Regions from separate parts of the Mus musculus genome. Here regions 1 and 3 are each linked to region 2. A link is a loop called in an ENCODE intact Hi-C map of the cell type or tissue named here. Cell type or tissue: heart. All regions are shown on one strand.

What was found. Peaks named below come from ENCODE experiments on the same cell type or tissue, not always from the same donor. Only the 100,000 strongest peaks of a DNase experiment are listed, where the experiment ranks them.
Region 1: a loop joins it to region 2, with 2.6 times the contacts of the local background. A loop is called at or near these places in 11 of 42 quality-filtered maps.
Region 3: a loop joins it to region 2, with 2.4 times the contacts of the local background. A loop is called at or near these places in 8 of 42 quality-filtered maps.

What each region holds. Positions count from the first base shown.
Region 1 is chr4:109,085,472-109,093,471 of GRCm38, reverse strand. It overlaps Osbpl9 (oxysterol binding protein-like 9), which reads left to right. Exons shown (of 24, transcript NM_001368727.1): 9 at 1,773-1,811; 10 at 5,987-6,077; 11 at 7,041-7,145. Among named protein-coding and RNA genes, the nearest start is that of Gm32581, 11 kb to the right of the region's middle. In heart, a CTCF peak has its summit at 3,683 (motif pointing left); a DNase peak (open chromatin) is centred at 3,221; H3K27ac peaks cover 422 bases.
Region 2 is chr4:109,143,538-109,151,537 of GRCm38, reverse strand. All of the region lies in intron 3 of Osbpl9 (oxysterol binding protein-like 9), which reads left to right. Gm52703 (a long non-coding RNA gene) reads right to left here. Exons shown (of 3, transcript XR_003955256.1): 2 at 1,230-1,383. Among named protein-coding and RNA genes, the nearest start is that of Gm52703, 14 kb to the right of the region's middle. In heart, a CTCF peak has its summit at 3,782 (motif pointing right); a DNase peak (open chromatin) is centred at 3,767; H3K4me3 peaks cover 539 bases; H3K27ac peaks cover 1,023 bases.
Region 3 is chr4:109,068,519-109,076,518 of GRCm38, reverse strand. It overlaps Osbpl9 (oxysterol binding protein-like 9), which reads left to right. Exons shown (of 24, transcript NM_001368727.1): 13 at 3,370-3,482; 14 at 3,587-3,705; 15 at 4,491-4,576; 16 at 7,985-8,000. Among named protein-coding and RNA genes, the nearest start is that of Gm32581, 6.3 kb to the left of the region's middle. In heart, no CTCF peak of the experiment used is centred here; no DNase peak of the experiment used is centred here.

The DNA.
Region 1 (8,000 bases), 58 kb after region 2:
TGGTACCACCTACGGCGAGCTACTCCCCCCCACCCCAGCCCCCCCCCCCCCGCCTTGCCCCCATCGGTCATTAATCAAGAATGTGCTCTGCAGACTCTCCTGCAGGCACTCTGATACAGACAACTTCTCAGTTGAGTCTCCTCTTCCCAGATACATCTAGGTTTGTGTCAGTCAGCAGAAGCCCTCCAGGACACTGTACTTACATTATGTACTTGAGTAAGACAAGGATTATATTCCTTTTATCTTAAAAACTTGGTTTTAGCAACAAGTTTGGTGGTATGCACACCTTTGATCTAACACTTAGGCTGTCTCTGTGAATCTGAGAACAGCCAGGTCTTGTTAGACAGAGAACCCCTGTCTCAAACAAACAAACAAACAAACTTGGTTTTGTATCCTTAAATACTTTCCTGTATTTTCTCATATCTTCATGAAAACTCTGAAATAAGGGGCTGGAGAGATGGTTCAGCAGTTAAGAGCACTGGCTGCTCTTCTAGAGGTCCTGAGTTCAATTCCCAGCAACCACATGGTTGCTCACAACCATCTATAGTGAGATCTGGTGTCCTCTTTTGGCCTGCATGCATGCAGAATTCTGTATGCATAATAAATAAATCTTTTCTAAAAAGTACATTAATTATATTACATAAGCTTAACTTTGAACATTTTTAGAGGTTTTTTTGTTTCCTCCAGTTTCTCTCAGTATGTTCTTCTTCCAGAGATCTCTGATGGCTTCCTAGATGGTACTAAACCAGGTGATGCTCTCTCATCCCTGCAGATGAGGCCATCCTGTGAGACTACTACACCGTTGATGTGTGTGTTGGGCAGAGCCTGAGAGAGGGCAAGTGGGAAGGAGGAGCCCAGAACAGAAGAGTCCAGGGTAGTTATCTAAGAGAGTGAATTGTGTGGGGCAGCGTTGATTGGGAGCTCACCTCTAGCACAGTATCAGTCCAGCGCTGACAGTCATGCTGCCTGTGGGCGTGGAGGTGGAGTTCACTTAGTAATGTATCTGCCACACATGCACCCATTCCTGGGGACCATCCCCAATTGCCTGTAAACCTGGTGTGGGAGTGTGAGCCTGTAATTGGATGTAGGAAGATCAAGAATTCAGGGTCATCGTTTTAGTCCAGCCTAGGACACATGAGGCCCTGTTTCAAAATCCAAACAAACAGGCCAAAAAACCCTGTAACCGAGTTATTGATAGAGTAGGTGGATTAACATACATGAACTACTTGCCAGGTAGTATTAGTTGTTACATCATCATCCCATGCATACAACTGTTCAGGTTATTGAGACAAAAATTAGAATGTATGATTCTGAAAAGCAGATATGTGAGTCCTGCTCATCGTTGATTTTTCAGATACTATTTTACATAATGGTCATACGTGTAAAGTGGAGTAGAATTAGGAATTGGGAAGAGTTGGCATAACTTATGTAAAATTGAAACTTAGAAAATTTGAGTCTTCATCCTTACTTCTATTAGCGTATCTGTAAGTAAGTAGGGTACCTCACTGAGCCTGTGTCGCGGTACTGTGGCCAAGGCCTCTGGAAGGGACTGTCAGAGGACTGTTCTTCCCTCCTGTTGGTTGTCTCACCATGGTAGAATTGTGTCTGGTTAAGAATGAGCGTACATGAAAGGGGGGGCTCCGTGGAAGCAGAGAAGTCAGGTTCTCACGTCGTTGCTTACCTAGTAAAAGAAGCTTTCTTGTTAGGAAAAGTACACACGCCGTGACTAAAATGTGAGAATGAAGTTAATATCTTTAACATTTTTCCTTAAGGACCAGAGTAATGCGGAGCAGCACGCAGATGGAATTATAGTAAGTCTAATGCAGTCTTTGCTCCTTTGCTCCTGCAGAGCCTTATAACCAGCCTGCCAGGAGCAGCCTGAGCCTGTTCACTTCTCAACGCAAACTCCTCTCTTCACATGCTCACTGCTTCTTGTTTTTATCTCGCAATCTTCCTTGAGCTCCTAACGTTGGCCATCTTTCAACAATCATTTGGAGGGGAAATGACAGTCTTAAAATTGTTCTAAGTATTGGTTCTGTGAATGAGTCACTTTGCATGTGTCAACTTGAAGGGTTAATTAACTTTCATGATGCGTCTCTCACTAAGCTGCATTGCTTATGAAACATTGTCTCAGATGAAAGGGGGAGTGTGTGCAATATCAGAACAGACCTTCATCTATTAAATGTTTGTATTTATATGTTCCCCTCTGTTTCCTGTTTGGACTTGTTATTAGTACCATGTTGCATAATGTATTCTTGGTAGGACACAGAACATGAATTCTTGCACATAGATATTTTTTCTTCAGCTTTTTACCTTTCAATTACTCTTTTTTTTTTTTTAGATTTTTTTAAAAGATTTATTTATTTATTATATGTAAGTACACTGTAGCTGTCTTCAGACACTCCAGAAGAGGGAGTCAGATCTCGTTACAGATGGTTGTGAGATACCATATGGTTGCTGGGATTTGAACTCCAGACCTTCGGAAGAGCAGTCGGGTGCTCTTACCCACTGAGCCATCTCACCAGCCCTCAATTACTCTTTAACATTTCATTTATAAATAAGAAAAATTTATGGCAAGATTTCTCAGCTGGTAATCAAAGATTTTAATGATTTATAGTTGGAAGGCTGGGAGCCTGCCCTGAAGGTATGAGGGCCAGAGTTTGGATTCACTACACCCGCCTGAAAGCCAGGGATGGTGGCATGCACCTATAGCCTTGCACTGGGAGTAGGGGAGAGGCCAAGTGAGAGAGGAAAGCAACCACTGTTGGCTTCTGGCCTCTGTGTACAGGAGCAGAGCATGCGCGCACAAACACACACACACACACACACACACAGATACTCACTATATATACACACATAAATAAGCCACAGGCTGTAGTTTAATAGTTGTACTGACCTGTGTTGACTAGTCCTAGAGTTGAGCTGTGGATGTCATTCCGTTGACAGTTCTTGCTTAGCAGGCATGGAGCCCTGGGTTTGATTTTATTTTTTCCCAGCAGCACATCAACTAGATGTATGGTGACACTTGTGATGCTAGCTCTCAGGAAGCAGAAGCAGGAGGATCAGGGGTTCATGAGTACAGTAGAGAGTCTGAGGGCAGCCCAGCCTACAAGAGATTTCTCTCAAGAGAGAAGCAGAAACTGTTCTTAAAACAGTAAGCAACCTCTTTATCCTGAAGCTCAGTGTCAACTCGGCTAAGACCCAGAGATGACATGTTAGAACCTTGACAACCTTATCGTGCCTGGGGGCGGGGCGGGGGGAGTGAGCTTGTTGACTTTATATCTAGTCACCGACTGAGACTCTTGAGTTACTCAGCTGCTCCAGTCTCAGTACTGACATGTGTAACAACCTGAAGGGTTTTTATGTCTGCATGTTGGTGTAAGGTACAGTAGGCACATTCATTAGCTATGCACTTTGTATATTTTATTTACACATTGCTTTGGCATGGATTTATTAATGTCCGAACAGATTACAGTTGAGGGTCACTTGTATAAACATCCTTCTAAAAGGAAGTTGTAGAATGACTTTTTTTTTTAGCTGAAATTGGTATCTTAAGATAAACATAGGCGGGGGCTGGAGAGATGACCCAGTGGTTAAGAGCACTGACTGCTCTTACAGAGATCCTGAGTTCAATTCCCAGCAACCACATGGTGGCTCACAGCCATCTGTAATGGGATTGGATGCCCTCTTCTGGTGTGTCTGAAGACAGCTACAGTGTACTCATATACATAAAATAAATAAATCTTAAAAAAAAAGATAAACATAGGCAAAACAAGAAAAGGTAAATTTTTAATCTATGTGCTATCAAAAAGGCAAAATTACAACAGACTTTATTATAGATCTAATTAGTTTATCTGTGATTCATAGACTTTGAAGTCTCTATTTAAGAAGGATGGGCTCTACAAGACAGTGTCAGAAATAGTGAGTTTTATAAGATGACAGGCACTGGACAACACTGATTACAACCTCTAGTTATTTTTTTCTTATAATCTGGATCAAAGCAGACCCAGGCAAGCTTGAATTTCCTCTGAAGAGGAGGAAGTGGCAGGTTTCAGCATCCGCCTGTTTCCTTGGCATTTCAGTTGGATCGGGTGGCACTGAGCCTGGCTGAGTCCATTTGGCCTTGCTCCATTTAAGGCCTCGTGCAAGGAGCTCAGTCCAAAATACCCACTTTTCCTATTTCTTAGAAATCCAGTTTATTTTTGTTTTTGTGGTACTGGGGATTGAGCCTAGGGCTTTGCATATCTAACAAGCTCCTTACCATCGAGCTGTGTTCCCCAGCCATCGTTTCTACCTGCTGCGCTCAGGACCGGATCTCACTTAAGTTGTGCTTGAACACAGTCTGTAAGCTCTTATAGGCCCTGAGCTTGGGATCCACCTGCCTCCATTTTCCAAGTAGCTGGGATTATAAGCTACTGCCAGTGGATTAGACTAAATTCCCATGATTTGTTTTGTAATGCAAAGAAGTTTAAAGGTTTTTGTAAAATTTGTTTATTTGACAAGCCCACTATTAGAATATTTCAATTGGAAGAAAGATTTCATCTAAAAAGTTGAATTCCAGTCCCTGATTCTAAAGGGTATTTCATTGACTCTTCAATGGGAAGGATAGTACATTTTCATTCATGTGGATCAGAGTTTTGGTGAAGGAAATTTTCCCTTGTTTAAGTCTTGGTTACTGTCCTGGGATGGAGCCTGGGCCTTACACGTGCTAGGCGAATACTCTACCACTCAGCTGCAACCCAGTCCTTTGTGCCACACCAGGAACTAATTCATTCTCAGAACAGCTGCAAGGCTCATTGGAGCTTCCTAAGTTACTAGAACGAATTCCAGACGTGAGCATAGAATCATAAGGTAGTGATCACAAGCCTTTAGTGTGGTGGTTCTCAACCTTCCTAATGCTGCAGCCCTTTAATGCAGTTCCTCGTGCTATGGCACCCAACCATGAATGGTAACTGTTTCTTGGAGATAGCCGTTTTTCAAGAGGTCATGAGTCACAGGTTGAGAACTGCTGCAGTAGAGGCTGTGTAATTCCAGCTCTTGTGTTTTATCTACGGGGAAAACTGAGGCCCAGAGAGGATGAGGGGCTTAAGGAGTTTAAGCAATTATTCAAGAAATTAGAGTTCCAGGTCTGTGTTTTAGTACATTCCCTAACTCACTGTACTGGAATTCTTGCTTGCTTATTAAGGATTCTTTTCATGGTGCCATTTGTCCTTCGGTTTCAGTTAATATCTATGGCAACTAGAATCAGAATTCGTATTTTCAAAATATTTAAGAAAATAAGATTGAGCAGCTTTTTAAAATAGGGAAAGGTTTTGTGCCTGAAAATAATTTAGACATTAAATGACAATACTAAAAAAGAGAAATCCCGTTACCATGCACAGACCCAGCGTGAGGGACATCATGCCGTCAGATTAATGTCTTGGTTTGGAATCAGAGAAATCTACATTCTTGTCCTTGCCCTAACATTGCTGTCACATGGCTGAGCACCCCGCCCTAGTATGTCCTCAATGAGGGCTTCAACATACCCAGTCCAAGGCAGCACATGGTGGAGTTTATAGCCAAGCGCCATAGTTAGACATGGTGTGTGGTGCCGTGTGCTGCTCAGTGCTGGGCAGGAGGTGAGGTTGGGCCAGTGCCGACCGTCGTTTGGTGACCGGTGCAGTGTTAGTAGGATGCCCTGGAGAGCTAAGAGTTGGGAGTGCGGAGTTGGACTGTGGTAGTTGTTTGGCTTTCTGACCTTGCAGGTTTCTCATTTAGCTTCCTGCTGTGACAGTGAGTCAGTCATTTTTCTTCCTGTCTGTGCTCTTTTGGGAGAAATTCTTACGCCTCTGTATAAAAAGATACATCTCCCCTTTGCACTTTGACCAATCACCTAATTACTATCCTGTGGATTGTGTTGTTGGAACTGTGGCATTTTATTTGTTTGGGTGGGTCAGCATGAAAGGACATCTAATTAAAAATAACTCTGCTGTGTTTCTTATCTCAGAGTACTATTAATCCTGTAGATGCAATATACCAGCCTAGTCCCTTGGAACCTGTGATCAGCACAATGCCTTCCCAGACTGCCTTACCTCCAGGTACAGTATTCGGAACCATATTTCACAGAGTAATAGATAAGAAAAACTTAATTTGATAATCACAGTAATCCTAGAGTTTCCATATATTTTGAAAATAATAGCAGTCACAAAGTAATATAGCTGGAAATGAGCTGGGAGAAGAAGAATGTATCTTTAGTGATGTTTTGAAGTAGAAGGAAGTAGTTTTGGTTTTCAGAGGTGGTAGACAGCATAGCAGTGAAGGTGCAGGTCTACTGGTAGGACTGAATTCTGTGACTCTGAATTCATAGACACCAAGAAAAATTGATACTGCTGACTTAGTTAAGTGTAACCCGGGAATATGTAAATGTGGGGTACTCTTTTTTAATTCTGAACAATATAAATATTTTACCACAGTGGATGTTAATGAGAAAGGGAATATGTGTGAAGTGTAAGATGCTACTAGTTGAGAGGAGAATAATTAGTACAATTTAAAGGAAATAAAATTAACGAAAGCCAGGTATATTGGCTCTTACCTGTGGTCTCAGCATGTAGGAACCTGAGGTAGGAGGATCCCCAAGAGTTGAAGCTAACCTGAGCTGAGTGAGATCTTTTCTCAAAAATCTGTTAGTTACACCATACGTCTCTGTGTTTTCGAATGATAGTAAGGCCAGAGATTATGCCACACATGAAGTCTTATATGAATTTCTACTCCTTCAGAAAATAAGCTTGTTATTACTTAGCATTGATGGGGGGAGGGGGGGCTCTGTCTGATCTTCTGTGGTTTGAGTTTCAGAAGCACTGTTGTGCTGGGTGTTGGCTGTCCTGGCTGGCTCTGCTGATGCTCAGAGTGTCAGGGACTGAGAGGCTGGAGGCATAAAGAGAAACATTAATTTGAATTACTGTAGAAAAATTCATATGTCAGAGTTTTATATTCTAAATAGTTGAGGCTATTGAGTATGTGTTGGGCTGTTCTTCTAACTTATTTCACATATTCAAATCTAGAACCCGCTCAGTTGTGTAAGTCAGAGCAGCGTCCATCTTCCTTACCTGTTGGACCTGTGTTAGCTACCTTGGGACATCATCAGACTCCAACACCAAATAGTACAGGTACAGATCCGGGTAACCTTCACTTCTTATAACTTTCCATTAACGTGTGAGATTTATGTTTGGCTCCCAGTAGGGAAAAGGATGAGGGACTGTAATAGCTGCTGACATTAGCAATAACTTAGTTTTTCATTGCAGTCCACCTTAAAGTGGGTAGTTTTGTAATTGAGCCAAGAATATTAGTAATTATAATTTAATTTTTAATATAGGGCTTTGTTTGTGTACCCTCTGCTTGGGCTTCTGATTGAATCTTTTTTTAAAAAAATAAATTGCTCACTTGAGACTTGCACACTGTCTCATGGACAAGGAGTGTGACAGTGTAGGAGTGCAGTGACTGGAAGTAGGAAGGCCTGGCAACACTCTCGTTCATGTGCTGTGTGTCCACCTGCACTGTCACTCTGTCCTGACCACAGTGGAGTCATCTGCTTCTTGACTGGCTTTCAGCAGAGAGGCAAGCACTGCCCTTCTTACGTGGTCACCTCGGGGTATTAAGGGTTTGCCACTGACATAGGTGATCCCAGGGCTTTCTTAGTAGGGCAGTGAGTCACTGCTCACCTTTGACCCATGTACTTTTTAGGAAACATTTATCAGTCTCACTTTTATCAATTTTGTAGTATTAAATATGTCATTTTAATTTACATTTATTTATAGTCATCTTTACCCTTTCTATGATATACAGGGCTACACCAATGTTAGGTACTAAATTTATTTCTTGTTTTAAAGTTAATTAACTTTGCATCTTGTTAACTGTAGAACCAGACACAAGAAAATGAACTTAGAACTTTTGACTCTGTTAAATGAGGACGTTTAAAGAGTATATATAGGTCCTGGTGAGCAAGTGGGACCCTGACATTTCTT
Region 2 (8,000 bases):
TCTGCCTGAGCTTTCCAGGTCTGGGATTGCAGGGTGAGATACTATGCCTGGCTTAGGAAATTGTATCTTTGATGATTTAATGTGTGTAATGATTTATGACATTTTGGATATTGGGATGCTAATTATAGCAATCATTTGTTGAATGTTTATTTCATAAGAGGCATTACTTGGAATTCTACCTGTATTAAATCATGCAGCTCAAAGCTTTACAGAATAATTGCTAGTGCTATTTTTATCTTACAGTTAAGGAAACAAGGGGCTACACACCACTAACATAAAGCAGAATTGGAAATTGAACACAATTCTCAGTACCTTTAGCTTTTGAGACAGGTTTTCACAAATTCTTGGCTGGCCCAGAACTTGATCTATGGGCAGAACCTCTGATCCTCCTGCCTCTCCATCCTGAGCGCTGGAATTACGGGTGTGCATTACCTTGTCTGGTTTATGAGATGCTGAGGATCAAACCAAGAGCTTCACGCATACTGGGCAAGCTCTCTTGTATCCCCAACCCTAGCACTTGTTCTTGAGAGATGTTACTAGCTATAGTGAACTATCGTCTTACCTGGAAGGAACTAATGTAAACTAGGACCTTTATATAACAATGCAGTTTAATGCAATTACAAAATGCTATGCCCTCAATGTTCCACTACTCAGAAGCAATAGCAGCGTGGTGATAGTAAACCTATCCCAGCTATCGAATTGCTCCTAAGTAACTGATAGGAACCAGACACTTTTCCACCCACTGTGAACATTAACTGCTAACCCGCAAGTGCAGATAGCTTAGCTTCTTGTTTTAGAGTTGGAGAAAGTGAGTTTTAGGAAGCCCAAGTGGTAGAGCCAAGATTTGTGCTCAGCTCCATCTAGGTCAATGGTTCTTTCTTTCCTTTCTTTTTTTTTTTGTTTTTTTGTTTTTTTGTTTTTTGAAAACCCTGTGTAGCCCTGGCTGTCCTGGAACTGGAACTCACTCTATAGACCAGGCTGGCCTTGAACTCAGAGATCCACCTGCCTCTGCCTCCCAAGTGCTGGGATTAAAGGTGTGCGCCACCACTGCCTAGTTAGGTCAGTGGTTCTTAAAGTGTGTTTGCAGATAGAGCTTCAGCACCATGGGGGGTGTGCTAGGAATGCCTCTCTTGCCCTGTGACTCAGCAGCTCTGGAATGTGTCCTCTCCAGGGATTATAATACACTTGAAAGCTTAAGATCCAGAGGCTAGATAAGTAGCTGTACTTACATACAAGTTTACTCTTGCAACAACCTTAGAATCGTCCTCAGTGTATAGATGAGTGAGGTGTAGTGTCAAATGACTTGGTCTTGATTGTAGATTGCCCATAGTGTGCATGGTTTCATTTGTATTGAAGGGATCTCTTGGCTTCAGCAAACCTGATCTGTAAAAAAATATTTTTTTTTTAAAAGGTGAAAACTATGCATCTAGGCGTGGTGGCAGGATTGTAAGTTTGAACATAGACTAAATTACATAGTGAGGCCCTATCTCAAAAACAGGGGAGGGGGGAGCTTTACTGAGGACATCTATTAAACAGTACAAACTTTAGTTAAATTTATCTGGAATATTTTATAGTGACACAAGTTTCCTGAGATAAAATATACCACTTTTAAGGATGGAAAAGAAGCTTAAGTTAGAGCTATGTAAGTCTCCATGGAAAAAGTCACCTGTGGTTGGCCTGATAAACCACTGCTTTCAGCTCAGTCCATTAAAGCCTGATTGTTTACTAAAGTGCAACCTAGTGCTCAATACTGAAGAAAAGTATTTAATTTTTAAAAAAGTCCTATTGATCAAGTATATCAGTGCATCAGTGCTTCACTGCATTAATACCAGTCAACTTAGCACACACCCACATGGCCAAGATGCTTAGAATAGACGGTAAGTCATTAGGCTAAAGCATGGTTATAGGTTTGACTGTCTTCTACTTTGAGAGCAATGTTAGCTCAGCATTATCACCAGCGAACAGATGTCACTGTCTTGGGTTGACTTAAGATGTTTCCTCTGTTATGTTATGTTTCTGATTTTTATGTGGTAATGTTTCCAGTACAAAAAGTCACACATTTCATGTAAAGGAAGTGAATCAGCTCTAATTAATTCTGTAATTAGCTGGTTTAATTTCAGTGGTACTCGGGATATTTGTGTGGGTTGATAGAGCTGGACTCGTGTGTTGGGAGTTGGTTATATTGCTGTGGGAGGATTAGATCTCGCTAGTGTACCTATGTTCTTCTTAATTTGTTTTCTACTTTCAATCCTCCCTAGATATTTGAAATTATAATCTTCCCAAGTTTAATTATGAACTCCAGTATAGTGAGTAGCCAGTTAGACCTACCTCTCTAATCCATTTTTATTTTTGTTAGTAATTTACATTTTATTCCACAATTCATTTTTCTTACTCACTAAAATAAATTTTCAATGTAACAATCTAAGGAGAGTATTGAAAAGATGACGCTAATTATCACTCCAGTCCTTCTTCCTGAAGGGAAGAACAATGCCATTTCCTTGACCCTTCAGTCCTGTGTATGTTTAAGAACAACTTTTCCTGTGGCTACTAGGTAACTTTTATGTAGCCATGACAAGATACCTGATGGAAACAACTTAAAGGTGAGAAATCCCATTCAGCTCATGGTTTCCAAGGCATAATTAGTGTACCATGCGGTAGAGGGCATAGCAGAGCGGTAAGTGGGAATGGGGGTTTATTTGGGTTACTTCGGGAACACAGACAACTGAAGGGAAATGTGTCATGGAAAGCCACATCTCAGCATGGGCGGTGACTCTTGGAAGCTTCAGTTGCTAGAGCTCCCTGCAGGCAGTCATCAGTCTTCTGTCTCAAGCAAGTGCTGCTTATATATTATATAACCTTGGGAGGAGACCTGTGGATCTTACTTAGTAGGCAATCTTTTCAGTTTGGGGCACATTGCTTGGTGTGTGCTGGTGGAGAGAGAGAGTAAAGATTCATAATGAAAGGAACGTTTCTACAAGCCGTTAGACATATGTAGAAAACTCTAGGGTTCAATTTACTTCATCCAGTTTTGTTTTATTCTGGTTTGGTTTTTGATTTCTGGAGACTGGGTTTATCTGTGTAGCCTTGGTTGTCCTGGAACTCACTCTGACTGGATTTGAACTCAGAGATCCACCTACCTCTGCCTCCAGAGTGCTGGGATCAAAGGTGTGGCCCACCACTGCCTGGCCGCTAAGGGCCAGTTTAATGTTATGCTGGTCCTTCACAGGGATCGAACCCACCCTAGTGAGGTAGATATTTTTATCCTCACCATCCAGGGGTGGGCTTGAGGCTTGTATTAATTTGTATTTTTGGTCACACATGCAGGAAGTAACAGGGCCAAGATTTATATTGACAATTCTCATTATACAGTACTGTTTGTTTCCACCTTACTTTCTTGTGATTCTGGGTCAGTCACTCTGACTTATATTTTATCATACCGGAGCCCCTTTGTATCCACGTCACTTTCTCCCATTGCAGTATTAGTGTTTCATGGGAGTAGGTGTCGCAGGGTTCTTCTGTGCTCAGTGTATATCCAAGCAGAGGTCGACACTGCCTGGGCCCACTGAGGCAAGGTTAACTGGGACATTGGTCACATGGTAGTGAGTCACATCACAAGGCATGCTCAGTTCTGTCACCAACTATTAGGGAGGCTTGGAAGCCTAGCCACAGGACGCATGGGGATGTTCCCTGAATGGAGTTAATGACCAGGGAGTCAGACATTGACCTGTGCTCCATCTTCTTTCAGTTCTGGTCATGCTGCACAGTTCTCTTCTTACGCCAGCAGAGGGAGCAGTTCAAAGTGTTCGAGGGGAAAAAGCCCAACACATCTTCCTAGTTATTTGTTCTGTTCAGAAACTTGGTTTTCCTAGGAAAACTGAAGTGGTGCCTGAAATGGTGATGGTGCACAGTGATCTGCATAAACATAAATTGTGTTTGTCGTGAGTGCTGAATCGATGACATTCGATAGCTGTGTCTAGATTGTCTTCTAGAGGATGGGGCTGAAGCTTGTGGGACGTGCAGGGTTGTAACTACAGTCTTGATCTAGAAGTGTATCCTTTCTGAAGGAAAGGCAAAGATATTGTATTAGCAGCTTAGAGCTAAATATAGAAGAGAGAGGAAGTGGCTTGCTGCTGTTTGCCCTGAGCAGAATTCCTTGGAGAAACTGGAGCCAGAATGAAACCTTCAGATGGAATGTTGTTCTTGATAATTCAGAAATGCCTTCCCGCTTCTCCACTCCACAGGAACATGCGCACACTTCTCTTTAAGTACAAAAGCTCCCCCCCCCAGGAGCTAAAGAATGTCGTTTTTTCTAAGCATTTTATTAAAGTATAAGCATTTTATAAAGTAGCATACATTCATTATTATAATTTCTTGTAGGCTTCTGTTACTTTGTTAGGTCTTATCTAATTGATCTTGTTTATTTCAAAAGCAAACAAAAGAATTAGTAGCTGATTCATTTTTCACGTGTCACTTGCTTTGTTTTAGTCTTTTTCATAAATTTTACTTATTATTTCATTTTTATTGGCTTGTCTCACCCTGCAGTCTGGACCTGGAACTCTATCTAGACCAAACTGGCTTTGAACTGAGGGGTGATCCCCCTGACTCAGCTCTCCAAGTGCTGGTCATTCAGGCATGAGCTGCCACACCTAGCTCCTTCCTGAATTTTTTTTTTTTTTTTTTTTTTGAGAGACAGGGTTTTTCTGTGTAACCCTGGCTGTCCTGGAACTCACTCTGTAGACCAGGCTGGCCTCGAACTCAGAAATCCACCTGCCTCTGCCTTCTGAGTGCTGGGATTAAAGGTGTGCGCCATCACGCCCAGCTTTTTTTGTTTTTAAATAGGCATTGATTTCTCCTCCCCTTTTTTTCTTTATTAATCCAAGTAAAGTGATTATATCTTCCTTTCCTTTTGACCTTCTGTATGTCTCCTTGTGAGCTGAGACTTGGTTTGGCCCCTTAAAATCACCTTCTTTTGCCCCACTCTTCCCTCTCATCCCAAAATGCATTAAAGAGAAATTCTCATTTTTTCCCATAATAACATGTATTTGAATACTTCTTACTCATAAATTCAGTAAAACTTTTATTATTTTCTTAAAGACAAGTCCTGAAATATGGCTTTGGCTTACTTGATATTTGTTATGTATCCCAAGCTGGTTTTGAATTCAAATCCTCCCACCTAAGCTTCCAGAGTGCTGGGATTGCACGCAGGTATTGTACCATTAGCTTCTAGGGCTAGAGAGATGGCTCAGTGGATAAAGCACTGCCACCCAAGCTCGAGGACCTGAGTTTGGATTCCTAGAACCCATGGGAAAAGCTGGTGACAAGCTTAGCGTCAGTGAGAGACCTTGACTAACATAAGGTAGAGAGTGATTGAGGAAAATGCCTGACTTCACACATACACATATATGCATACATGTTCATGCACATATACAAATGCAGACCCCCCTACAAATGCACACACCCCATGCACAACTTGTACACGTGTGCACACACACCTACATACACATGCATGTGCATGCACACACTTTAAACAGCAAACAAACCACTTCTGACAGTTGAGGCTTATCAGATTTTAGGATTGACTACGTCAGAGGCTTTTTAAGCCATAAGTAAAAATTTTGGAGTCATCTTGGTTTTCATCTTGTATATTCTTTTGTTGTGTTTTGTTTAAGGTTTTGCTGGGCTGGCCTGGACTGACAGTCCTCTTCTGATTCCTGAGGGCTCCAGCAGTTGGGGCTTGCCAGCCCTCTTCTCTGTGTTGTGGTACTCTACCTCCAGTTTTCAAGCTAACTGAATCTTTTCTTGTTCTGTGTCTGCCTCTCCTTGTATTGTGTGATGGAAAGGCCCATCACTTTGTCCACTGGCCGCTCCTCCTCTGTCTCCTAAGTCTGTAACGTGGCTTGGGTCTTTATCCCTTCTTATGCTCACACTCACTGCCTCCCCATTACTCCCTCGCCCCCTTCTTGGTCTCTATGCTATCTGAGCAGTTTCCTGATTAATGCCTATGTCAGTTCTCTAAAACTACAGCCTTCTTAAATGTTCCTACATTCCATGTCCTAAAGTCCTTTAACCTGAAGTTAAAGCAGTATAGACAGTCCCTGCAGGAGCTAAGTGTTAGTATATATTTGCATATCAAGGATTTTTATTGAGTAAAAATGACTGAGAAGCATGTGATTGATGAATGAATAGAAAAGAGCTCATGTTTTTCATTGTCTTTGACTGAATGAGCAAACTGTCTAATATAGTGCTGACTCTGCTCTGGAGACTCACGACATTGCTTTAGATAGTCAAAACAGACGTTGTGGAGGAGAAACACATTTGTAAATATTTACATGCACATTGACAGTTTAGAGACTTCAGCTATAACTATTAATAAATCTTTGAAGGAGCCAATTATGGAAGATTTAATAAGATATCAAGCAAAAATAATTTCTTAGGAACTCTAACTTGCTGGGCCTGGTGGCGCATGCCTGTAATCTCAGTGCTTGGGAGGCAGAAGCAGACAGATCTCTTAGTTCAAGGCCAGCCTGGGTTCTATAGTGAGTTCCAGGACAGCCAGAGCTACATACATACCTTGCCTCAGTAAATAAATAGATAAACAAACAAATAAACAAATGAAAAGAAAGCCTAGTAATAAGATCAGTGACTCATCAGTTCTCATTCAGCAAATATTTTGTTGAGCAATTGTTTCCTGATGAACTTCTAGCTGGTTGGGATATGTCAAGAAGTAAAGAACCTTGCTTCTGTGGAGCCTAGTATTCAGTGGCAGGAGAGATGGACAATAAATAATAACCATGAGCTGTATGTATGTTAAAGGCATAGGCTTCTGATTGTTACTGTTAATTGTGAATTTGACAGACTGTAGAAGCAAGTCCTGGGACGAAGGCCTTTGGGCGTGCTTGTGGAGGATAATCTTGGTTGCATTCAGTGATATGGAAAGACCCATCTTAACTGTAGGCAGGACCCCCCGGGCTTGGGGTCCTGAACTGGATAAAAAGAGGAAGGGGACTGAGCCACAGCATCCTTGTTGCTTTCTGCTTGTGGGTAGATGTGATGAGCTGCTGTGAGCCCCTGCTGCCCTGACTCCCTGCTGTGACTGGCACACTGAGCTAAAATAAAACCTTTCTCCCTCAAGTGCTTTTTATCAAAGCATTTTATCACAGCATCAGGGAAAAACAAGCAAGCAAAGACAAGGCTGGTCAGGAGACTTCACTGAGAAAAGGCACCATTCTAGCAGACAAATGACCATTTGTTCTATAATTGTGAGTACCGGATTAGCTGCTAAGAAAATGATAGTGTTAGAGAATCAAGAAAATGTGGACCAGATTCCAATCCAGAACTCAGGAAGTACATAGCTGACCTAGGGAAGTTGGGGTGTGGTGTGCCACTTAACCTGGAGACTCAGTCCATGGTGACAGGGTAGGAAGACAGTGATAGCTGCTCAGTCTTGGTAGTCTTGGTCTTGTTTATCTCTTGGAGGACAGGATACCAAGAACAGCACAGAAGTGGGGAAGGCTATAACCTTCAAGTCTTCCCCTGGTGGCTTGCATCTGCCAGCTAGGCCCTACATCCCTAAGAGTCCACTATCTCCCAAAATAGTGCCACCAGCTGGGGATGGAGTGTTGAAACACATGAGAGTATGGGGCACAGTTCAGTCTGCCTATAATAATAGGCATGCCATTGTATTTTCCAGGAGATGGTACGTTACTGGAGATCGTGGGTTGTCTTATGCTTGCTCATATCCCAGACATTCACACCTCAAGCATTTGGGGGGCTCAGTAGATATTTGGGAGTGTCTGAGCAGTTAATCTTGTGAACATGGTTTTTGAGTAATATTTTATTTTGCAATAATTGTCAGAAATGAGTTCTTCCTATAAAGGTTGATTCTTCTGTTTACTTAAGTTGCAAAGCAGCCAAATTTCTACTTCCTTTTGCAAACAGGCAGTCATCTGTTCATAGTAGTTGTGTGTCTTAAAGGAGAAGAAAGCACAACATTAGGAAAA
Region 3 (8,000 bases), 75 kb after region 2:
GTGAGGAGAGTGGGGGTGTGACACTAGCTAAACTAGCACTGAGTACAGGCATGAGGGCTGGGGACAGCACAAATGGACAAAGTTATAGTGCTTAGTGTTGCATGTTGTGCCATAAACTATTAGAAATCATTACATTTTCCAAAAGAATTATACATTTTTTAAAAAATCTAACATAGTTCTTCATCTTTGCCTAGGGATGGAGAAATAGATCACTCAACAAAATCAAACAAAAAACGATGTGCCTTAATTAGTGCTTGCATAACATTACAGGGTTAGCAAATAACCATTTAGAAAAAAACTCCAAAGTAAAAACTTGATTTTCTTGTTTAAAGGTTCAGCTATTTTATATTTAAACAGAATTTAAAGAGTCTCTTAAACACTAGCTGTTTTCTTGTAAATTTCTTACTGCATTTTGTGTTTGGGGGCCGGGGCTGTACCATAGTTGCCTATGGGGGTCGGAGAACAACTTCAGGAGTCATTTTTCTCTTTTCACTGTGCACGTTCTAGGATTGAGCTCACGTCATCAGGCTTGGTGAATGTCTGTACTCACTGAGTCACACCGCCAGCCCAGTATTAGCGATCACTCTAAATGTAACAGGATTCTAAATGTCTTCTACCAATTGATAGATTTACCTGTCTTTCCACTAAAATCCTCTAAATAAAACCTTAGTCACACATGATGAGCTCTTTGCAATGTCACCCAAGGTTTCAGGTCTAATTTAAGGTGACTCTGACATGTTCATGATTAACTCCATCATAGGCATGTGAACAACTTAGGCCCCCTCCCACTCCTCCCTCTTTTTGGTCCCCCCCCCTTGTTTCCTGCCCCCTAATACACAGTGCATGAACCTACCATTTGAAATGACCCAAATGTAAACCCTGAGTCCAGTCTGACATCCTGGGCTGCTCCTTCCCTGCGTCTTATGCTCTCCTTGGATATCCTCAGCCTGGGTCTGAAACTCATGAAGAAGATAGATACTTTGGGCCAACCTGGGTTCTTTGCTTTTTTGTTTTTATGTACTTACTTTGTTTGTTCGTGATGTGGCCTTAAATACTCTCAAACTGGGTATGTAGGCTAGCACTGCACATTGTCTCCTAGCCTGGCCCTGTTTGAGTAGGGTATTCATGGTCCTGTTGCCTGTCATCTGGGCTTTGAGTTGTGACAACTGTCACTGGCTACTGCCTGAGGTCAAATTTTTGTCCTTATGTGTTTCTCTGTGTATCTCAGATGGAAGAGTGTTCCAGAGCCTATGTCTTTTGTTATTGTTACCCAGCTCCTCGGGAACACATAGACCATATAACTGGCCAATGTGGTTCCCTGTCTGTACATCAGAATAGAGTGCATGTTGGAAAGAACTTGTGCTAGAGGTGCCTGATTCAAATCACGCCTCCGCTCTGCCTTTAGGGTCCATCAGACCTTCATTGCTGTTTTGTGCATCTCTGTGTTCTCAGAATGTTCATGCTTCTCTGGGCAGGTTATTGTAAATGCTCCATAAGTTATACTAATTTCCTTATGAGCTTGGATGTACAAGCAAAGTTCATGACCTCATTCTTTGCTCTGTGGAATGGCTGGAAATTGGTCCCATGCTTCTGTTTGTTTCCACCTTGAAACTAAGCGTCTAGCGTGTCATAACTAGTCTGCAACCATTGGTAAAAAGGAAAGGCACCACAGACCTTTGGAATTCTATCAGAATAAATCTCATGTTTTATAGCAGGTGGGGTTTAAAGATTAATTTGGTGTAAATCTGGTATAAAGTTGACTTAGCTTAAAAGATTGGCTATATTTTGATGATATGCCAAAGAACCAAATATTGTGACAAGAATTCTCATACACTTCTTTCATGTAAAAATAATTTCATTTCTTACCTGGGTCTTTCATTCATTCCATTGCTTCTTAAAATTAGTGACATATGCTTTATAGCCCCTTATGATACATATTAATGCTAAATTAGCCAAGAAGCAGTACGTAACTAATTACCTAAGGATTTTTTGCAAAATAATTGAAACAAGGTCACCTAGGCAACTATTTTTAATTTAGGATACATGCATACTCTAATCTTAATTTTTAATATATTAATTTCAGCAGAGCCCAGGAGATTTTTAGGTGGTGAAAGTCGTCTGCACATGCCATTGTTCACGTGTCTCACGTACTTCGGTGTTTAACAGTGGGGTGAAGCCTGAACTGAGTGCTCTGGGTGATCTATAGAAGCAGAGGTTGGATCTGTCTGCTGCTCTGGTGCTGGGCATTGGTGGGAGGCTGTGTGCTGCAGGGCAGGGGTGTGAGCACCGTGCACTGCGGAGCATTTCTGCTGGGAAATAGTTAAGGTTCTTACAGATTGAAAAATGACAACAGTAAACTATTTAACTAGAGTCTATAATGTATATCGTTCACAATGATATGTAAAAAGACAGTGTTCTGTAGCATTCTAAGTGTCTGTATTATGAGAATTTTGGTTGATGTTTTTATACTTTACATAATTGCTTGCCCTGACAATTTTTTTTTTGAGACAAAGTCTTATTATATAGCCCTAGCTGGCCTGGAATTCTCAATGTACACTCAACTGACCTAAACTCACAGAGAATGGCTTGCCTCTGCCTCCCAAGTGTAGGGATTAAAGGTCTGTGCCAGCATGCCCAGTTGGTTATTTAATTTATATATGAAATTTTAGGTAGATACTGATAATTTTTAGAGAAGGCTCTTTTTAGACCTTCTTAAACCTGCTAATAAAGTCATCTTCTTACCATAACCTGCTGAGACAGTTTTATGCCAGTAAATTGCCATAAATATATTTGTAAAAAATATGCTTTAAAATGTTATTTCAAATTTATGTTGAGAAAAAGTATTAATCCTCTGTGGACTTTGCTCAAGGATCTTAGAAAATAAAGACAGGAACCCAAGACTTACAATGGATTATGTTGTTGTTTTGATTTTTGCAGAGTCACACTCTTGTAGTTCAGGCTGGCCTCAAACTCAAAACAATTCTCCTGCCTCAGCATCACAAAAGATGAAGGTCATAGGTGTGACCCATAGCTCCAAGCTTGAACGGTTTCTCTTTTTGAGGAAATTGCCAGTCACTAGATCACCTCCATGTGCACAGAGAAGTGAGGAAGTGAACTCAAGTTTCAGATTTGGATGCAGAGATCTCCCTGCCTCCATCACTGCCTTCAGCTAGGCTCGTCCTGTGCACAGAGCGCAGGCTCAGTGTGGAATGTGCAGGTAGCTGCTCGTAGGAGCCTGGCTGTTTCTGCCATCTCTCTGTGTACTGATTTCAATTAACTGTGCATCAACATCTGCCTTCCACGTTGCTCTCTTTCACTAAAAAAAACTGACCTCTTTCACTATTTATTCTTTTTTTTATTATTATTCAGTTCTTCTGGATCTGCCTCAGTCTTGACACACAGCAGCTCCGGAAATAGCTTAAAACGCCCAGATACCACAGAGTCTCTGAATTCCTCCATGTCCAATGGCACAAGCGATGCTGGTGAGGAGCCTCTGAGAACTTGGTTTTCTTAGAAATTTTGGCAGTCCTGGCAGGGCACCTCCACTCAACCCAAAGCCAGCCTAAGCTGAGCCGTTCTGTTGCAGATCTTTTTGACTCACATGACGACAGAGATGATGATGGGGAGGCTGGGTCAGTGGAGGAGCACAAGAGCGTTATCATGCACCTCTTATCACAAGTCAGGCTGGGGATGGACCTCACAAAGGTAAGAGCCAGTGTGCATTCCCTCCGCTCATGCGTGGACTGAGTGGGTGGTTGAGCGCTCTTAGATGAGCGGCATGGTCCTGTGTGTGTTTTGCTTATCTCGTGTGTAGTGTGCATGGAGATGAGTGAACTGAGCGTTTCTGTGGATGATCAAAAGACAGTGCTCAGAGATGACCGCGGGTGGGCTGTATGGATTAAGAACGGAGCTGATTGGCAGTCAGTGAGAAATCCTTGCCAGCCTCACCATATTTAAATTCATGCTCTCCAGCATGACCATACCTCTTTAAAATTAAAACTGGAGTCTGATAGAATTCATACTAATTTAGGCCAGTATCTGTCACACTCAGGTTTTGTGTTTCAATCTAGGGGAGGGGATTGGTGTCCCCTGTCCTCTAAGAAGCAACTTGATAAATTGTTTCTTAGCTCTGCCTTCTTCCTAGTCCCTCAAACAGAGCACCAATGTCTTGTGTGATGTTTGTCATATTTCATCTAAGCTATAAGTGCTGGTGTCACAGGAACAGCAGAGGTTTGCGCAGAGGAACGTGGAAGCATTCAGAGCCCCTCTAAGTTCCACATCTGCTGGGCAGGCCTTCTGATCTGGGACATCTTGGGAAGTGGTTCTGTAAAGCGTAACTGGGGCCTGTGGTGGGTGTGATGGGATGGATGAGGGCTTTCGGCGTAACTGGGGCCTGTGGTGGGTGTGATGGGATGGATGAGGGCTTTCGGCAGCGCAGAGTCTGGGTCTCATGCAATCTGATTCTCAGGAGGCAAACATCTGTTTTACAGGTAGTTCTTCCAACGTTTATTCTCGAGAGAAGATCTCTGTTAGAAATGTATGCAGACTTTTTCGCACATCCAGACCTGTTCGTGAGGTAACTGACTGAGCATAGTGGGTTGTAATCTTTAAAGACGCTGCTGCTCGTTAGCTTTCTGTGCAGGTAGCACAACTGGACCCTTCTGTGTCCTCTCGGGGTTTGGGTAGTTAAATCTTCTGAGGGTATGCTGCTTATGTGGCCAAGGGGTTAGTAGGCCATCAAGTGAGCCACCTACAGAACTTTAAAGTCTATTAATAGGTAGGCAACTAGAATTTCAAAGGGCAAAGCTATGAACCTACTTGAAATTCACGTAATCTTGCTCAGCAAACCTTTCTAAAGCACGTGTCATTTGGCAGGTACTTGTTACAACCTGAAGAGAGGAGGAGTTTGAAAGTCCAGTTATAGACCGAATTGTGAGCTGTAATGTAATAATGTAAAGCCTGTAGTCCGAGCTGCTCCCACGGGGAAAGAAATCAGCAGAGAGAGGCTGATAAGGGTTCGTTGCTCTTGACTGGCAGCAGGCAGACTGTCTTAGTTCTCTGACTACATCCTTTGTGTGGGAGAATCAAAGCTTCCGGAGGCCAGCTGCACACACTGAGGTTTCGTAGTAGATGGACATACTAGCTAACAACAGAAGGGGCGGGGTGGGGGAGGAGAGCCAGAGGGACATGTAAGAGAACCATGTAACCAGCTCTTTTTTTTTTTTTTTTTTTTTTTTGATAAAGTAGGGTTTTTTTATTTCATTGTAACCAGTTCTTAAAGTGCAGAAATGTTGAACATCTATGGCAGTGATAAATCTGATATATAATTGATAGGTGAGTCCATTGGCAATGCTGTCAGGGGTATCAAGTGCATCATGACAGTAGCTTTCATTTATGGAACTTTAAAGTCTGTTTTCCTCAGAAGAACCACTTTAGAGTTTAAGAGTACAACTAAAACATGAATAAATCAGATAAAATGGAATACTAGAAATACATGATTAACTCCAGAAAGGAAGAACGAGTAAATAATGAGTCAAGGACAAAGGGGACAGGTCGAAGACAATCCCAGTTAACTGGTAGGTGTGCCGGTAGGACAAACACATCCTCTGTCAGAGGAGACAGCAGTTGTTGAAGTAGATTTAAAAAAAAAAAGCAAAATGTATCATTATGCCATTTGGATAGTGCTTGCTTAAAACTAAAAGGCCATGATTGAAGATGTTGCTTGGTGGTAGCGTGTGTACCCTACAAGTGTGAGACCCTTGCTTTTTTTATCTCTAATATTGCAAACAATAACAACTAAAATGACACTACAGCACTTGAGGGCTGAGGAGATGGCTTAGTGCGTAAAGAGTGCTTCCTGCGCAACCTCAAGCACCCACACAAAGCAGGGCATGCTCACATGTGCCTTGTGCTGTGGGAACAGAGAAGGGAGTTGTCCAGGCTTGCTGGCTGCCAGCCTGTATCCAGGTCTACTTACAGACGTTATCTCAAGGATGAGGCAGAGAGTAATAGAGGACATCTAACATCCTCCTCTGGCCTGTAAGACTTCTCTTAGGCTCACATATCTGCACACCTGTCTGTATGCACCACACACATTTATCTTACACACACACACACAAACCTCAAAAAGGGGGGAAATACCATATGTCTTAGTCTCTGTTCTGTTGCAATGAAGGGACACCATGACCAAGGCAAGTCTTTTAAATCATTTAATTGGGTGCTTGCTTACAGTTTCCAAGGGTTAGCCCATTATTATTATCATGGTAGGGAGTGTAGTGGCAGCAGACGGTTGTTACACTGGAGAAGCAGCTAAGAGCTTTACATCCTAATCTGCAGGCAGACAGAGACTGGGCCTAATGCTGGCTTTCGAAGGCTCCACGCCCACCTCCTCCAACAAGGACGCACTCCTAATTCTTCTGAGCAGTTACGACTGGGGACTGAGCTTTCGAGCATACGAGCCTGTTAGGGCATCCTTAGTCAAGCCAGCACACCATGGGAAGCACTGAGCACAGCAAAGTTGTTGTAGCTGTTTTAGTATCAGAGGAACAAAGAAGATAAATGTGCTGTAGCCCAGCATTTGGGAGGTAGAGGCAAGGTCATTGCTGTAAGTTAGTAACCAACAAGCAGGCAAAGTAAGCACCAAGCCAGCCTGGGCTAAAGAATGAGACCCTATCTCAAAACAAAGAAGATACATAACCAGAGACAATTTGTAATGATAAAAGAATAAAAGAGCCGGGTATGGTGGCGCAGGCCTTTAATCCCAGCACTCGGGAGGCAGAGACAAGCGGATTTCTGAGTTCGAGGCCAGCCTGGTCTACAAAGTGAGTTCCAGGACAGCCAGGACTACACAGAGAAACCCTGTCTCGAAAAACCAAAAAAAAAAAAAAAAAAAAAAAAGAATAAAAGAATGAAAAAAATATATGTATATATACATACACACATATACGTATATATAGTATGTATGTGTATATATTTTTTTCTTGATAAATTCATTCTTTCATTTTGTATATATGTATATATATGTATGTGTGTACACATACACTCACACACACAGCTTCCAGCTACATACAGCAGGCCTGGAGTATAGCCCAGTAGTAAGGTGATCCCCTAGCCTGTGTGAAGCCCTCACATGACTGCCAGGACCCCATACCAAACAAGAATAACCACAGGGAGAAGAGAGTCAGCCAGTCCCTCCGGAGCTGCTGGAGAGCCACCCCAGGACATCAGTAAGGGCTGGAGAGAGCTCTGAGGTTGAGAATACTGGCTGTTCTTCCAGATCCCAGCCATCTGTAGCTCAGTCACCTTAGTCTAGTTCCAGCGGATCCAACACCCTCTTCTGGCCTCCACTGGCACCAGGCATACGTATGGTACACAGACATAAATGCAAGCAAACCACTAATACATAAAGTAATAAAGTTTACAAAGAAAGCCAGCCTGTAGAATCTCTGAACAAATTAAAATTAATTATTATTATGGTTTTTGGCCATAAAAGAATTAAACTAGCTGGATGTGGTGGCAATAAGCCACCTATAATCCCAGACTCAAAAGACCTAGACAGGAGAATCAAACTCAAAGCCAATATGGCCACAGACTAAAACCTCTCTCAAAAGCAAACAATGATTAGATTATTGGTTGGCAGTGTGGGATGTGGAAAGTCTGTCAGTGAAGCAGCGCACTTGGCTTGCAATCCAAGCAAAGATGTGGCCCCAGAAACTAGCAGCAGTATTTACCTCAGGAGGGCATGTAGCATACAGAGGGAGCTGGGGATGAAGGGAGACGCTGTGTAGCTAAGTGGATATAAACATCTGCTAGAGTCTTCTAACCAAACACTGAGGGGAATGCATTAGTTATGTGTGTTGTGCCTTGGTGTCAAACTGGAATTGGTATCCAACTGGTATCCACTGGTCCATGTGGCTCTAGGTAGATCATTCAGTGTGTGTCCTGCCAAAAAGTGGAACATCACATTTGTCCTTGTCTCTTCCAGCATTAGTGATCAGAAG